Regions from separate parts of the Homo sapiens genome. Here region 1 is linked to region 2. Evidence: read pairs that join two places in POLR2A ChIA-PET (ENCODE). Cell type or tissue: GM12878. All regions are shown on one strand. Links, peaks and the distances in the headings refer to the core of each region. The heading gives the core; the rest is flanking DNA.

Evidence for each region. Peaks named below come from ENCODE experiments on the same cell type or tissue, not always from the same donor. Only the 100,000 strongest peaks of a DNase experiment are listed, where the experiment ranks them.
Region 1: POLR2A ChIA-PET joins it to region 2 with 5 read pairs; 4 of 35 experiments call an interaction of 5 or more read pairs at or near these places.

What each region holds. Positions count from the first base shown.
Region 1 is chr3:58,200,884-58,206,951 of GRCh38, forward strand. It overlaps DNASE1L3 (deoxyribonuclease 1L3), which reads right to left. Exons shown (of 8, transcript NM_004944.4): 3 at 4,588-4,677; 4 at 3,886-3,998; 5 at 114-226. Among named protein-coding and RNA genes, the nearest start is that of DNASE1L3, 7.1 kb to the right of the region's middle. RefSeq lists an enhancer at 6,029-6,068. In GM12878, for the core only: no CTCF peak of the experiment used is centred there; DNase peaks (open chromatin) are centred at 259 and 2,174; H3K27ac peaks cover 1,881 bases.
Region 2 is chr3:58,343,410-58,354,349 of GRCh38, forward strand. The region is part of intron 1 of PXK (PX domain containing serine/threonine kinase like); the gene reads left to right. It overlaps LOC105377106 (a long non-coding RNA gene), which reads right to left and starts at 10,934. Exons shown (of 3, transcript XR_940876.3): 1 at 10,886-10,934; 2 at 10,496-10,597; 3 at 9,118-9,560. RefSeq lists an enhancer at 6,097-6,376. In GM12878, for the core only: no CTCF peak of the experiment used is centred there; a DNase peak (open chromatin) is centred at 6,602; H3K4me3 peaks cover 1,157 bases; H3K27ac peaks cover 2,873 bases.

The DNA.
Region 1 (6,068 bases), core at 1-5,000, 150 kb before region 2:
GGTAGCCTGCACATGCCCTTCCTCCTCCCCCTCCCTGGAGAGGTACTCATCCCACTCAGGGACCAGAGCCTGCCCCTGCTAGATGGGAATTCGTCTGACACAGCAGTCCTCACCTCCGCCTTCCAGCGGTGTTTCACGTCCGTGTAGACCTCAACCAACTCATCGATCTCCTTAACGGATGTCTCTGGGGTGGTGTGCAGGGGGATAATCACGAAGTCTTTGACAGCTGAGAAACAGGAAAGAGGCGGGGGTCACACACTTCCCCTGTCAAGGTCTCATAAACACTGCTGGAGGGAAACCAGCTGTCCCCTCCAGAAGGCACAGGCTGCATTATCTGGGTCCCCAGTTCCCAGAGGGTCCAGCCAGTGGCCGAGATTTTAATGATCTTGGGGTCATTAGGCTGCCTATTTTTAGTACACGAAAGACTCATTTCTCCCAGTTGCCCTTCATGGCTAAGAGAAAGCTGGTAGACTGTTGTAGAAAGTAAAAAAGTTTCCTCTTCAAAGTTTCCCTTCTTATTAAAGAATAAATCATAAGTGTTAGAAATAATAGTTTCCTTTAAAGACTAACTTCCTTCAAGTCTCCTTGCTTTGTGCTAATAACTCTTTGTTAAGCTCTATCCTATGTAGCTGTTAGACATGCTCACAGGCACATAGTACATTCTATGTCCTTGTACCTTAACCAAGATATTTGTGCTGGACATTCCAGCTCGCAGGCACATTCCAGCTCACAGCCTTTGCCCCTTCCCTATTTGGCATAAGCAACTTCCTCTTTTCCTTTGTTCTCCCTTGCCTTTACCTATTTAAGAAAGGTTTAAATTATTAGCCAGTCGGGTTAGCTTAGATTGTGTGGTCTGGCTCCAGCCAATAGAGAGACAGGACACAGTAGCAGGGACAAGCTGAGTAAAGGATAAAAATTGCTTCCCTCCTTTATTCAGGTGTGCTCTCGCCATTGTTCCATCTGCAAGGAGCACCCTTTCTGCAGAAAGTAAAATTGGCTTGCTGAGAAAACTTTTTATCTGAATGTTGATTTTTCCTTGCAGTACCAGGGAACAAGCATTCTGTTTCTAAATAAACATTTTACTTATAACAACTGTGTTCCATGCTGGCATTGTGAGTGCTTTTATTTTCCCCTTTTTGTGTGTGTGGCAAATCTGTATTTTCTTTTGTTTCTGATGTATTTTATCCCTCTTCTTTCTTTTTTTAATTGACAGGAAAAATTGCATATATTTATGGTTGTATTTTCTTCTTTTTTTTAAAGGTTTCCTTTTTTTTTTTTTGAGACGGAGTTTCGTTCTTGTTGCCCAGGCTGGAGTGCAATGGCACAATTTCGGCTCACTGCAACCTCTGCCTCCCAGGTTCAAGTGATTCTCCTGCCTCAGCCTCCCAAGTAACTGGGATTACAGGCATGCACCATCATGCCTGGCTAGCTTTGTTTTTTTTTTTTTTTTTTTTTTTTTGGTAGAGACAGGATTTCTCCATGTTGGTCAGGCTGCTCTCAAACTCCCAACCTCAGGTGATCCACCCATCTCAGCCTCCCAAAGTGCTGGGATTACAGGTGTGAGCCACCACACCCAGCTGGGAGTTACAAAAAGAGTATAAACTGACCCATCTCAGCCTCCCAAAGTGCTGGGATTACAGGCATGAGCCACCGAGCCCAGTCGCACATTTTCTAGTTAAAAAAAAATTGGCCAGGCGTGTTGGCTTACTTCTGTAATCCCACCACTTTGGGAGGCTGAGGCTGATGGATCACCTGAGGTCGGGAGTTCCAGATCAGCCTGACCATCATGGAGAAAACCTGTCTCTACTAAAAATACAAAATTAGCTGGGGGTGGTGGCGCATGCCTGTAATCCCAGCTACTTGGGAGACTGAGGCAGGAGAATCGTTTGAACTTGGGAGGCAGAGGTTGTGGTGAGCCTAGATCACGCCACTGCACTCCAGCCTGGGCAAGAAGAGTGAAACTCTGTCTAAAAAAAAAAAAATGAGGCTTGTCAGTTTATACTCCTTTGTAATTAAGAACAAAAGTTCCAAAAAGCTATTTAAAAATTAGCATGGTCTTCACGAAAGACTTTTGTGAAGTGTCTGAAAACCTTCCCCCACCGTTGGAGGACTGAGAGCCTGAGTGTGGCAATGTGCGCGAGCCTCAGAAGCCGTTCCTGGCCCACCTGCTAACAGCAGCTGTCGCCTTCTGAGCAGCTCCTCCTGGGACTTCCCCTCATTCTCAGCCTGGATTCCCACTCTTACCTCAACAGACACGGGCTGTGGGGCGGTCACTGCTCAAGTCACACAGAGAGGAGCCAGAACTCAGCCCAGCAGGCTGCATCCAGGGCCCCACGTGTCCTCATTGCCAGCTCTCCTCCTCAGGCCTCCACTGCACTCCTCCATCCTCTTTTTGGTCCCCCTAAATATTCCAGCTTCCTTCCCACTTCTGAGCTTTTGTGCTCACTGTGCCCTCCATGTGGAATGCCCTTTCTCCAGCCCTCTGTATGGCTGACTTCTTCAGGTCACAGCCCAATGTCACCTCCTCTGTCTTGTCCAGTGCCCTCAACAGAGCCTGGTACATAGTAGGTACTGAAAAAATATTTGATTCTTGACTCCATCGAGCATTGCATAACACTGCATGTTAACCACTGGCTGGGCACAGTGGCTTACACCTGTAATCCCAGCACTTTGGGAAGCCAAGGCAGGCAGATGGCTTGAGCTCAGGGGTTCAAGAACAGCCTAGGCAACATAGCGAGACCTATCTCGCTATTTAAAAATTTTAAAATTAGCTGAGTGTGGTGGTGCATGCCTATAGTCTGAGCTACTTGCGAGGCTGAGGTGCGAAGATTGCTTGAGCCCAGGAGGTGGAGGTTGCAGTGAGCCAAGATCATGCCACTGCATTCCAGACTGGATGACAGAGCAAGGCCCTATCTCAAAAACAGAAGAAAAAAAAAAGAACATGAGCTCCTGAGGTGGTGGCCTGGGTTACAACCCTGGCCTGTCCATTTCAGTAGCTGGGTGACTCCATGCCTTTTTAAACCTCAGTTTCCTGAAATGTAAAGTGGAGATAATCCTACTCCCTACCTTGTAGTCATTGCAAGGATTACAGGAGGCTGGCACTTAATCAGGGGCCAGTACAAGTACTGTTGTTAGAGTTCAGGGAGCAATCCATTTGGATTTCCTCACCCGCTGCGGCCTGTGGAGGAGTCTGCGATGCAGTGACTGGAGGGAGAGTGAGCCTCTAGGCTAGGGGTTCACCTAAGCCATTGCTTAGGATTTTTTTTTTTTTTTTGAGACAAGAGTCTCACTCTATCGCCCAAGCTGGAGTGCAGTGGTACGATCTCGGCTCACTGCAACCTCTGCCTCCCTGGTTCAAGTGATTCTCCTACCTCAGCCTCCCGAGTAGCTGGGATTACAGGTGCGCACCACCATGCCCAGCTAATTTTTGTATTTTTAGTAGAGACGGGGTTTCACCATGTTGGCCAGTCTGGTCTCAAGTTCCTGACCTCAGGTGATCCACCTGCCTCAGCCTCCCAAAGTGCTGGGATTACAGCCATGCGCCACCGCACCCAGCCAGGATTTTTAAAAAGGAAGGAAGAGTTGTACTTGACAGGTACCAAGGAATTGCAGAAAACAATTTCCATGAGCCTAAACTCTCCAAAGAGAGTGGACTACCATTGCTTCCAGAAAGTGGGTTCTGGGCTGGGGAAGTCTTGAGTCATGGCATTCTGAGAAGCAAGCCTGGTGCCATCACACTGAACTGCATCGTCTACATTGAAGTATTAGAAGCAATGCACTGTCACATCCAGCCTAATGCCTCCTTAATGGGCTCATGCTCAAGGCTGCTGCGCATTCATGGGCCGTTGGGGAGGTCCCAGACAGAAAGGCCTGTGTGGGTCTTACCAGTGTGGGGAGATTGGAACCAGACCACAAAGGGCTCCCTGGAAAACACATCTGCGTCTCCATCCTGATAGTCATGGTAGTGATAACTCCTCTTCACAGACACCAGCTTTTCCCTATAAGAAGGAAAAGGAAGTCCTCCCAGCTGAGTCAGCCCTTTTCTTACTACTTTCATGAAGCAGAGATGTAGGTTCCCATGGCTTTCTCAGAAGCCAGAGCAGGCTCAAGCACAGGATCGTTTTCCTGAGAACAAGGCTAAGTCAACTCTTCTCAACAGCCAGGGAGCTGTTGCGAATCTGGGAGCTGAAGATCTGAGCCATACTAGTTATCTGTGGCACCCAAAAGTTAATGTTCAGACTTAAGAAATTACTAGCAGGAAGAGGAAAAGAATACGAAGTTCAGGAATCAGCTGTGCTGAGAACCTCAGCTTTCCAGCCCTGGGCCAGGACTTGACTATGAGGAGTAAAGAACACCTGGCCTGCCAACCATGGAGCCAACCAACAAATTAGGTGTTTGGAGACCCCTTGTGTTTTCAGCTTGAAGAGTCAATACTTTGCATAGGCCCCTAGTTTTGACAGCAATTATTTTGATGAACACTGAGAATTGGTTAGAAATCAAAATTTGGTTTTGAAGAAAAGACATGCATTTTGATTCAATTCACGATTTATTGGTGGCCATGTTCCAGGGAGCATAGGTGATACTTACTTGTAGAGAAAGGCATATTGTTCTTTATATGTGTTTCTTCCAAGCCGAGAGCTAATCACATAGTTGTACGTTATGCCTCTCCTTGAATTTCTAGAAAACAAAGATTTAACACTGCATCTTGAAGAGTAAACATTCCCCTACTGTACATGTTCCTTTCTTTCCAATCTGCCTCCATACGCCCAATGGCATCATGTGGAAGGGCCACTGTTCATCATAACCTTTGAGTCCAATGAGAGGAGCCACCATTGATTGGCTGGAATGTGGCATCTGCCACGATCTTTACAGCCATTATTTCTTGCCTTATGAGGAGAGTGTTATCATTACCCCCTTTCTATGGTTTGCAAGCCCAAAGCTGGGATTTGAACCTAGATCCAACTCACCCCAAAACCCGCATGCTTTGGCCTGTACCTGTGGGAGGCCACTGAGACCCTAGAAGACAATCTTGGCCAGAATCAGCCCCTGACCCCGCTCATGCCCATGGCTGCAGCTGCAGCTCATGCTTTCTGGTGGAATAAATGTCATCAGGCCACCTGTCCGTGTCCACGAACCACTCCTGAGCATTTATGATAAGCAGGAATATTCTCTCCTCTGAAAGCCATCAGGCATTTTTTTACAAGCTTTGGGACCACGATTTCAATTCACTGTTGTTTATATCCTGGGTGCTGGGGATACAGCCATGAAGTCCCATTGACCTTGCCCCTCACCTGCACCAGGGAAAGCGGACTCTTTCTGTGTGTTTACCAAACCTGCTGATAACTCCACTCTGGGCAGAGCCTAACATAATTTCACTCTATCTGCTCACAAAAAGATCTAGGGCATGTCTAAAGCTGCAGCATATTCTCAGATTCAGTTGGAAAAAAAGCAGAAGGGGTATTTAGGGGCCAACTTAGACCTTACAGAAATTCCTGGGACTTCAGATGCAGTATGCTAAGGCAGACTTAGCCCCTGGGGCCCCAGGAGTGTGAACAGTAGGTTCTGCCGGGCTTCCACTTTGGGGAGACTGGCCCTATTTTGAACATAGCCTGCCAAGTCCTGAGTTAGCAAACTGCTTGTGGTGACTCAGTTGCAAAGTGACTAAGGCCCATCCTGGCTTGTGGGGGATAAAGAGACAAACAGGCTTGGCTCTGCTTGGAGTCCGCGACAGTCTAGATAGGTTGGGGTGTGCCAAGACCACTGGTGGTGAAAAGACTCGCCCCAGACTGACTGTGGAGGAGATGACTGGAGCCTACCTGTCCCCTCAGTCCCCCACAAACCTGTCCCCTCAGTCTCCCATAAACCTGACTGGGGACACTCCAAGGAAGGCTGAGATGACAAAGAATAGAGCACTGGCTATGAGATCAGATGTGACGCAAGTTCAAAGGTAGGCTTGGCCACTTCCTGGCTGGGTAACTCAGGCAGGTCCCCCACTCAGTTCCCTTACTATAAGGGAAGCCCTTAGGCAGACTGACATGGATTCTTGCCTGTCCCTACAATTGTCCTAC
Region 2 (10,940 bases), core at 3,580-8,579:
GACCATGTAGCCCACCATATTCACCAGCAGCCTGGCACTGGTTTATTCCACATTCCACAGGCACTTCTCAAGCTCCCACTCTTTGGTGAGTGTTGTGGTCTCCAGGAATGCAGTGGTGAGCAGTCGCTGCTCTAGGGGCTCATGCTGTTGAGGGTGGACAGGAGGGTCTGTGCATAGAAGACACACCTCTGCTTCTTCCCACTCTGTAGATGGTAAGGGGCGCAGGCAGCTTGTTCTGCCTCTTTGAGGCTTGTTTTATTTTTTTCTCTAAATCCAGACTTTATTGTCTATGTATTGCTGGGTTGATTCAATTTCAAACTAGCCCAGTCCCTGGCACATAGATAGTAAGCCTACAGCAAACATTTGCTGAATAAGTGAATTTGAGAATGAATGCCATTATTGGAGGTAAAGCTCTTATGTACTGCTGCTGACCATTGTACCTGCCAAGCGGGTTACGGGGTACTTCTGCCTCTTGTCTGCCAAGCTGGATATAATTTTCCTTCCTCTGAAATTCCCATAGAGTATATCTGCCTCAAAGGTACACTCATTTTATACACCTATTATTTCTTACTACCTTGTTTTCTGTTTATAACCCCCCTCCCCCAGTCACACACAGGTAAAACTGTATATAATTGGGAAGAGCGACAATGGCTTAATGACCTTGGACAAATTGCCGCTTGATTTCTCCAGCCTCAGTTTCTTCATCTGTAAAGTGAGGATAGAAAGAGTATGTTAGGACTGCTGTAAGGATTAACCGAGCTCATCCACATGGAGTATTCAGAACAAAGCCCAGCACATAAATGTCATTTGTTTTGTTGTTTATTACTGTTGTATTTGCCAGAGCACTGGCGTACTACTTAGTGCTTTTTTGGCATTCAAATATATGTTTTGAATGGGAAAAGGAAAATTATTTATTTAAAAGTTTGTCTCACTGTCAACTGTGATTACTTTGCTAATATGTGGCAAAAAACATCAGTGACACCTCCAAGAGTAGGTTTCCCCCTGTTTTTTCCTTTTTACCCTGGAGTAACACGTTTTGACAGCCATGCTTGGGAGATGCAGCTCAGGGCCTCCTTACCAGGCTGCAGAGCTGGCTATTGGTGTTCAGTGGTGACGGAAAAGACAAGTGGTCGGCTGGGCACAGTGGCTTATGCCTGTAATCCCAGCACTTTGGGAAGCCAAGATGGGCAGATCACCTGAGGCCAGGAGTTCGAGACCAGCCTGGCCAACATGGTGAAACCCCATCTCTACTAAAAAATACACAAATAATTAGCCAGTTATGGTGGTGGGCACCTGTAATCCCAGCTACTCAGGAGGCTGAGGCAGGAGAATCGCTTGAACCTTGGAGGCGGAGGCTGCAGTGAGTCGAGATTGCACCATTGCACTCCAGCCTGGGCAACAAGAGTGAAACTCCATCTCAAAACAAAACAAAACAAAACAAAAAACAAGTGGGCAGGCCATAGGGCTCAGCCATGAGCTCCCGGAGGCCAGACCTGAAGGGAGGCAGCCCCCAGCAAATGCCCATTTCAGCTCTTCCCCTCTCAGTTTTTGTTAATCCCTAAAGGGGTTCCAACATCAGTACATAGACATTTGATCTCAGGAACATTAACAGATACTTAAAAAGAGTCTTCTGCGTGCCAGGCACTGTACTGCCTATTAAGATAAAAAGATGAATGAAGCAGGGAGCTGACATCCTAGTCAATATAGCAGCCACAAAAGCAAAGATGAAGCAAAGTACTAAAGGGCCCCTCTGCCTGGGAGAGCAGGGCACAGGGGAGAGGCTGGTCAGGTCCTCCCTGGGGCTTAGGGAACTCGGAGTGGTTAACAGAGGAGCCAGCATTTTAGAGAAAACGTTCTAAATCAGTATGCCTCAGCCTTTTCTAACTTGCAAACTCCTTTCATAGTAATAGGGAATGGTACAGACTCTCTGGAAGTTATTTTAAATATAAAAATATTTTATTTAGATCAGTATATTACTAAAAATTGTTTGGGATCTGAACTATATATATTTTTAAATTGTGTTCAGAGGAATACAACTTAAGGCCCTGAGAAACAGCATCTTCAGACAACTTGTAGAATTACCGTTTTTATGATAATTCTCACTTGTATTTCTCACTAACTTCTCACTAACATGTGTTTTGTCATTGGCATTGCTTGAGCCTACATTTAGTCAGCGGTTTATTATGGATGTAAATGAAATCATATATGACTAAGAGCAAAGTCAATTAAAATACTGTGTAATGGTAAAAACTGTGATAAACCAACTGAGTTATGAGCATACTCATGACTTCCACAACTCATCCCATGCTTCCTGTGTGCCCATTTGGAAGCTCCTACTCTATTCTAGGTTAAAGGGAAAAAATATTTATGTTATTGTTTTATCGATATTTAAGTTATTATTTTTGAAAAGTAGAAACAGAAGCCTTATAGCCTTTAACGTATATATCCTGAAACACCTTCTGGGGCACCTCGTTGTTCATCCTCTTCCAGACTCTTAGTAACCCACCATAAGGATCTCAGTTTAAAAATCTGAAGAATGATTCTTCTCTGAGGTCAAGGTTGCATTTGTAGACTTCAGGAGTTCATTAGTTCATTCAGCAGATACTGCTGTGAGTATGCCCTGTGTTCCTGGCATGGCCTAGGCACTTGGGGTACAGGTCTAAGCAAGACAGACTTGGTTCCTGCCTTCTTTGTTCATTCATTCCAACTGGGTTTATTGGTGAAGATTCTGGGGTGGGGTAAAAGATGGAAAAGAAAGGTTAGAGCCAATTGTGGGGCCTCTTGGATGCCAGGCTAAGGAATCTGAACAACAGTGAGGGGGGGTTTGGGTGGAGGTGTGGCTCATAAAAGTGGCATTTTAGGAAGCTTAATTTGCTGTCTGTGTGCAAGGTGCAGTGGAAAGGGTGAAGGAAGGAGAGAAGAGAGTCAAGGATGCTAATGGAACAGTGAAGTTAGAGAGGCCACAGCTCAGGTCTATGGCAGGGAGAGGGGAGGAACACAATAGAGGAAAAGTCTGCCAAGTAGAGGCCACAAGGGAAACAGAGGCATCAGGAAATTATTAGAGAAGTAGTACAAGGTAGATGAAGGGTAGCTGGTTTTCCCAGGAAGATGATGAGTCTGTTTGGTTTTAGACACCTTGAGTAATACTGAAAAGGGAGTGTTACTTGTCATAATAGATGACATTGTTTAAGCTTTCACTATGTGCCAAGCCAAGTGCTTTATAGTAATTCTATAATTATTTTTCTTTTTTCTTTTCTTTTTTTTTTTGAAACAGAGTCTCACTCTGTCACCAAGCTGGAGTGCAGTAGCGTGATCTTGGCTCACTGTAGCCTCAACCTTCTGGGCTTAAGCGGTCCTCCCACTTCAGCCTCCTGAGTAACTAGGACCACAGCCTCATGCCACCACATGTGGCTAATTGTGTCCTTTTTTTGGGAGGGTGGGGTGGGGGGCACGGAGTCTGGCTCCGTCACCCAGGCTGGAGTGCAGTGGTGCGATCTCGGCTCACTGCAACCTCCGCCTCCCAGGTTCAAGCCATTCTCCTTCCTCAGTCTCCTGAGTAGCTGGGACTACAGGCGCGTGCCACCATGCCCGGCTAATTTTTTTGTATTTTTAGTAGAGATGGGGTTTCACCATGTTGGCCAGGGTGATCTCAAACTGCTGACCTCAAGTGATCCACCTGCCTCGGCTTCCCAAAGTGCTGGGATTACAGTTGTGAGCTACCGTGCCCGGCCATGTTCATTTTTTATAAAGACGAGGTCTCACTATGTTGTCCCGGCTGGTCTCGAATTCCTGGGCTCAAGGGATTAGATAATTCTTTCTCTCTCTGTTTCTCTCTTTCTGGTCAACTTTGTTGAAGTAAAATTTACATACAATGAAATTCACCTATTTTAAGTATACAATTTGATAAATCTTGACAAATATATATATACACACCCACTTTCATCGCTCCAGTTGTTTCCTTGGTGCCCCTTTGCAGACCCTGCCCTCCTTCTGGTCCCTGGGAACTACTGATCTGCTTTCTGTTACTATTGTTTAATCCTTTCTATTAATAGAATGTCATCTATAAGTGGAATCTTATACAATATAGTCTTTTTTTGGTCTGGCTTCTTTTACTTAACGTAAAGCTTTGAAATTCTTCTATGATGTTATATGTTTCTTTTTATTACTGAGTAGTATTCCATTGTATGGATTTAACATTTGTTATCCATTCACCAGTTGGTAGATATTTGGGTTATTTCCAGTTTGGGGCTATTATAAATACAGCTGCCATGAATATTTGGGTAAAGTCTTTGTGTAGATATATTTTTTCATTTCTCCTGAGTGAATGCCTAGGAATGGAATTGCTGAGTGATAGGCTAAACTTTATAAGAAATTGCCAAACTTTTCTAGATTTTTGTTTTACCTTCATGATAGTTTGAATTGCATTAGTTATTATCCCAGTTTTGTAGTTGAAGAAAATGAGGTGCAAAAAGAGTAAGATTGAAGGTTTCTATGAGGCTAATGAACTTTGTTTTGTTTTTTTGAGACTGAGTCTCACTCTGTTGCCCAGGCTGGAGTGCAGTGGTGTGAAGTTGGCTCACCGCAACCTTCACCTCCCGGGTTCAAGTGATTTTCCTGCCTCCCAAGTAGCTAGGACTACAGGCGCGTGAGACCGTGCCCGGCTAATTTTTGTGTCTTTTCAGTAGAGGTGGGGTTTTGCTATGTTGGCCAGGCTGGTCTTGAACTCTGACCTCAAGTCATCCACCTACCTCTGCCTTCCAAAGTGCTGGGATTACAGGTGTGAGCTGCCGTGCCCAGCTGACTAGTGAACTTTGAATGAAAGAGGTAAGAGTTGGCAGCCATCCCTAAGCTGATCTGTTGTCAGGGCCTACAGAGTGGTGGACCTGATTGATGGCTCCACTAAGCATTGGTTGAAAGAGGACAAGCTAGTGGTCTCCTTCTGAACCACAGAACCAGACAATGATTTGTGTGACCGTTTTCTCAGTTCTTCCATTCTGGCTGCATAGGGATGGAGTTAATTCACTACATACGACAGAGGCCTTAGGGCAGTGCTGTCCAATGGAAGTATAATGCTAGCCACATATGTAACTTTACATTTTCTAGTAGCCATGTTAAAAAAGTAAAAAGAAACAGGTGAAATTAATTTAAATAATATATTTAACCCAATATATCCAAAATATTATAATTTCAACATGGAATCATTATAAAAATTATTACTATGTTAGGTGCAGTGACTAATGCCTGTAATCTCAGCACTTTGGCAGGTTGAGGAGGGAGGATTGCTTGAGGCCAGGAGATCGAGACCAGCCTAAGCAATATAGCAAGATCTAGTCTCTACAAAACTTAAAAAAAAAAAAAAGTCAGGTGTGGTGGCATACCTGTAGTCTCAGCTACTCAGGAGGTTGAGTAGAAGAATCCCTTGAGCCCAGGCAGTGGAGGCTGCAGTGAGCTATGATTGCACCACTGCACTCCAGCCTAGGTAACAGAGTGAGACCCTGTCTGTACTTTTTTTTAATTAATATGTTTTGCATTCCTCTTGTCATAAAAGTATTTGAAATCTGGTGTGTATTTTACAATTACAGCATATCTCAATTGGGACTAGCCACATATCAGATGCTCAGTAGCCACATATTGCTTGTGGCTACTAGGCAGCAGAGATACAGACATTAAAAATATTTGCCAGGCATGGTAGCTCATGCCTGTAGCCCCAGTTACTAGGGAGGCTGAGGTGGGAGGATCACTTGAGCCCAGGAGTTCAAGGCTGCAGTGAGCTATGGTTGTACCACTGCACTCCAGCCTGGGCGACAGAGCCAGACCCCATCTCCAAAAGAAATTAAAAATAAAATCCCAAATGTGTTGTTATGGAGAGAGATCCATGTTATATTAAGTGAGAGAAAAAGCAAGTCATAACACACTATGTTTAGTATGCTTTCATTCTCATAAATATCTTTTTTTTTTTTTTTTGAGACGGAGTCTCACTCTGTCGCCCAGGCTGGAGTGCAGTGATGTGATCTTGGCTCACTGCAACCTCTGCCTCCCCGGTTCAAGCGATTCTCCTGCCTCAGCCTCCTGAGTAGCTGGGATTACAGGCTCCTGCCACCACGCCTGGCTAATTTTTGTATTTTTAGTAGAGACGGGGTTTCACCATGTTGGCCAGGCTGGTCTTGAACTGCTGACCTCAAATGATCTACCCTCCTCGGCTTCCCAAAGAGCTGGGATTACAGGCATGAGCCACAGCACCTGGCCACATTTTCATAAATATCTGTGTTTATACCTGCAAATAAACAGTCTGTAACTGCACACTATCCAGTATTTTAGCCACTAGGCTAATAAAATTAAGCTAAAAATTCAGTCCCTTCGTCACCCTATCCACATTCCAAGAGCTCAGTAGTCCCTTGTGCATAGTGGCTACCATATTGGATATCAAGCCTTAGGTCACTGCTCTCTTCAAACTGCTGAACTGGTTGAGAAAGACTGAGCTTAACGGATAGAACCTGCTAGCCCTGCAGCCATTGGGGTTTTGTGACTACTGAGTCCCAGAGCCTCTGTGGTTTTTAAGAGTAACACACAGGAAGGAAGCTCACTGAGGTGCAACCGTTATTAGTACCTTGGGGAGTTTAACAGGAGCACAGTGTAGAAGCAAAACAGCTTTGTGGAGGACCCTGTTCCGTTTTTGTACAACTGAAATTAACTACTATTCAAATTGCTGAGGATCACATAAACCTGATGTCCACTTTAGGCATGTTCTTATAAAAATGTTCCTTTCGACTGCTTCTTAACTGCCTAATGTACATTATGGGGCTTGCTTAACATTTTGGAGAAAAAATAGTTTCTTACTTGTACATAACTTCTAGGTGGTGCTCACATTACATTCAGCTCCAGCAGTTTGTGTCCATGTAGTAGGAGGTAGGCTGCAAAGTATAGGGGTATTAAAACCAGGTGGTTGTGGTATTCTGAGAGCTCTATTGCTATAGTAACTCATATTCTCCAGGCCCGGGTTCTTGTCCTTACTCTGCCCTTCACCCTGTCAGCTTCCCCCTGACTTGATAGACTGGTTCTGCCTGTCCAGCTGCACTCTGTTCATCAAAATGAGTCCTTGGAGCATGTGAAAGTATTGTGTCCAAGGGCATAGAAGGTAGGAACCGCTGTGCCCCTGGGTCAGACTGGCCTGGGGTGGAGTCTATTCTCATCACATACTAGTGGTGCGCCCTTGTTTAAGGCATCTACCCTCTCTGAGCTTCAGGGTTTTTGTTGTATAAGAGATGTAGTGACGCCTCCCTTCAGACATTGTTGGGAGATGGAGTAAACTGAGGGCTAGAAGGCAGAGAGTAAGTGCCCCATAAGCAGAGCAGTTATACCTCCCTCTCTGAAGATATGTGTCTGCATGGCATGTGTACTGTGGTCACTTCCACAGTTGGTTATGAAATTGGAGCTAGTGTCTCAGGATGACACAGCAACCTTCTCAGAGTAGGAAGGATAGATTTATATGTACGTTATCCTAAGTGATGGTGACCATTATTAAAACCAGTAGGGACTTCTAGCTTGACTTCAGCCTATAGTTTCAAGCTTCTCTCCCACTAAATGCTTTAGCAGCCCTGTTACAAGTAGAAGAGCTCCTTTACTTTACTTTCATCTTCTGTTTTCCCAGTCTCCCCAGCACAGAAAGTACTGATGAGTAGTAAAATGACCAAAAGCTCCCTTGTCAAAGGAAAAAAGGTGCATTTATCATTGATAACATACCAGGCTCTTACCCAAGCTCAGATGATCTCAATCTTTATTACTCAGGATTCCTTATTTAATTTATTTTATTTTTCCAAGAAAGGGTCTCACTCTATCGCCCAGGCTGGAGTGCAGTGGTGCAATCACGGCTCACGGCAGCCTCCATCTCCCTGGGCTTAAATGATCCTTCTTGGGCTTCAGTGATCCACCCGCCTCAGCCCCCCAAATAGCTGAGACTACAGGTGTGCGCCACCACAGCTAGCTATTTGTGTGTGTGTGTGTGTGTGTGTGTGTGTGTGTGTGTGTATTTTTTGTAGAGACAGGGTTTCACCATGTTGCCCAGGCTGGTCTTGAACTCCTGGGCTCATGCAATCCACCTGCCTCATCCTCCCAAAGTGCTGAGATTACAGGTGTGAGCCACCGTGCCTGGCCAGGATTTCTTATTTTAAAGTATCATGTTTTAAATTACATGTGTAGCAAACTGAGAAACTTTTCCAAAAATTGTTTTTCCTGATTGTAAAAATAATTTATGCTCATTGAGGATAACCTGAAAAACGTAGGAAAAAAAAAATAGCCAAAAGTGGGCATAGAATCTAGGACAACAGAGGCTGGAGTCATGGTACTCCTTCTTAGAAATCAGAGACTGATACAATTGTTTCTCATATTTAAAGAGAATGGCTGCTTTTTGTTTTTTCTGGGTGCTCTTCACAGTGCTGCCACCGTCTTCTGTGCTTGCTGATTAGAGTCGTGATATACTCACCTGCAGACACTTTGTGTTTGCTATTTTCTTAGCAGGGAAGAAAACAGTTACAAAGCTGGCCATTGTGCTGGCTGCTCTAAATATACTGTCTTCTTTCATATTCACCATGACTCTGAAGGTGTGATTTAGCAGGTGAGGAAACTGAAGCACAGAGAAGTTAGGCTGCAAAGCTAATAAGCAGTCGTTGGGCTTCGTTCCAGATCTCTGTGACTGGAAAATGTGTGCCCTCCCCTGCTGGGGACTTGTGGCTGTGCTATGGAGGAGGGATGGCACATTGTGGCTGATCATGACACAGTGACCAGCTCCTCCTTCAGGTTCCAGAAGGGCTCCCAGGGGGCCTGTCTTTGAGGCAGTGGAAAAGGGGGAAGGTAGAGGAGACATGGCCCAGGAGGGAGCGCTTCAGTCTCCAGCAGGTACTCAGGTCAGTGCCAGTGAAGGGCGTGAGGGATGAGGAGCTGGCCACCTCAGATACCAGAGCCCAAAGAAAAAGCATCATTTCCAGCGGATCCGAGTTTCTATGTTGTTGTCTATTCTAGCCTACTAAACATGTAGTGGGTAGTTCTCTGAGATCATGTTCACTTCATCCATTTGTAGAGTTTTAGGACATTGTGAGGATTATTGAACAAGTGAAAGTTATATTTCGTTTTTAATTACTATTTAATTGAGCTTCAGATTTTTAAAGTTTGGTATTTTTTTTCTTTACTTTGATGTAAGATGGAATTACTGGGTTTCCATTTTAGCAAATTATGTAATTTGCGTGGGTGTCATTTAAGGGTCATTATACTATAGAATGCTGCAGGAAGTGGCTATTTAAAAAGCTGTATCCATTCTGTAGTCATGTTTGAGGTCAAAAGGATTTTGGAGTGCTTCTTTGCAGTGTTTTTCTTCTCTGGAACATCAGCTGTCTTTGAAGTCGGTGTGGAGACCAGCTCTCCTGGTAGGGCAGGAGACCATCCCACAGCGGAGAGTGTAGACTTCAAAAGGCCCGGAGAAGGGAGAAGAGAAGCATGCATGATCATGACGCTCATCTCACTGCAGGGATCAAAGCGTGTTTGCAATGTGTGCTTCATCTCTTCTTTTGCTAAAGTTAAAGCACATGATTCTATGAATTAGATTTTTTTTTTTTGAGACAGAGTCTTGCTCTGTCACCCAGGCTGGAGTGCAGTGGTGCGATCTCGGCTCACTGCAAGCTCCGCCTCCCGGATTCACGCCGTTCTCCTGCCTCAGCCTCCCGAATAGCTGGGACTACAGGCGCCCGCCACCACGCCCGGCTAATTTTTTGTATTTTTTAGTAGAGACAGGGTTTCACCGTGTTAGCCAGAATGGTCTTGATCTCCTGACCTCGTGATCCGCCCGCCTCGGCCTCCCAAAGTGCTGGGATTACAGACATGAGCCACTGTGCCCGGTCTCTATGAATTAGATTTTTAAACAAAATTTATTTCATGTGGCTGAAAAGAAGATGCGTTTGGCTTTATTCATCTGCCAAAATTTAGGTTAATACGGTAATGATTCTTCAGATGCCTTTAAAAACCCTTAACATTTTCATTTGTTTTGGGGCAGTTTTTGCATATTATTAGATTGCAGAAAAATTGAAACAAAACAAAGGTAGGTTCTAGCACTGAAAATCTGCAGATGAAACGACAGTAAATAATGACTACTTAGCAGAGCAAGGAGTAATCACTAATTCTAAGTGAAATATTAAGGACTGTAAGTGGCCAGGCAGGTGGCCAGTGAGCTAAGCAGAAGTCCTGCAAGCTGAATTCTATGAGAATTTCCTCAGAAACCTTGCTGTCCTCTAGGATGATGTGGACTGCTGCCTATGGCTGCAGCTGTTGTGCTGTGTGACACTGTGATTTTGAATAGGTAGAACAGCGAAAAGAGGGGCATAAGTAAGGGATATTTAGGTTATAAACAGTCTGACTGGGTAGAGGAGGGTTTGCATGGGAAGAAAGGGTTAGGACAGTTTGGTCAGGTGGTAGAAGAATTTGGAAGCTAGGCTGAGGAATTTGGATTTACCCTGTGAGCCAGTGGGAGCCATGGAAGGTCCTGGAGCAGAGAAGTAGCGTGGTGGTAGATTCCAGCCAGGTCACTTGTTTTCAGCATTCTTTTCAGGCCTTCCTATGAAGAGAAAGTGCCAGGGGAGAAGTGAGTTTCGGAGTGAACCCAGAGGGGTGGTGTGGCTGATGGGCACTGGAGACAAACAGGCCTGCCTCCTCTCCCAGATCCACCACTTTCTAGTCAAGGCATCTATCCTTCAGAGACTCATTTCCTCCAGCAGAGGGAAATAGTTCTTTCTTGCTCCTTTAAACGGCATTGGCAGATAGTGTGAGTGGTGCCTATGGGAGCCACCACTACAGAGCCCAGTGTGAGGGATTTCTAGAGGCTCAGGTTAGATACCAACCGTACCCCCAAAAAGACAGACGAGCTGAGTCCTTAAGAGGAGGTGGGGAGATATGGGTGA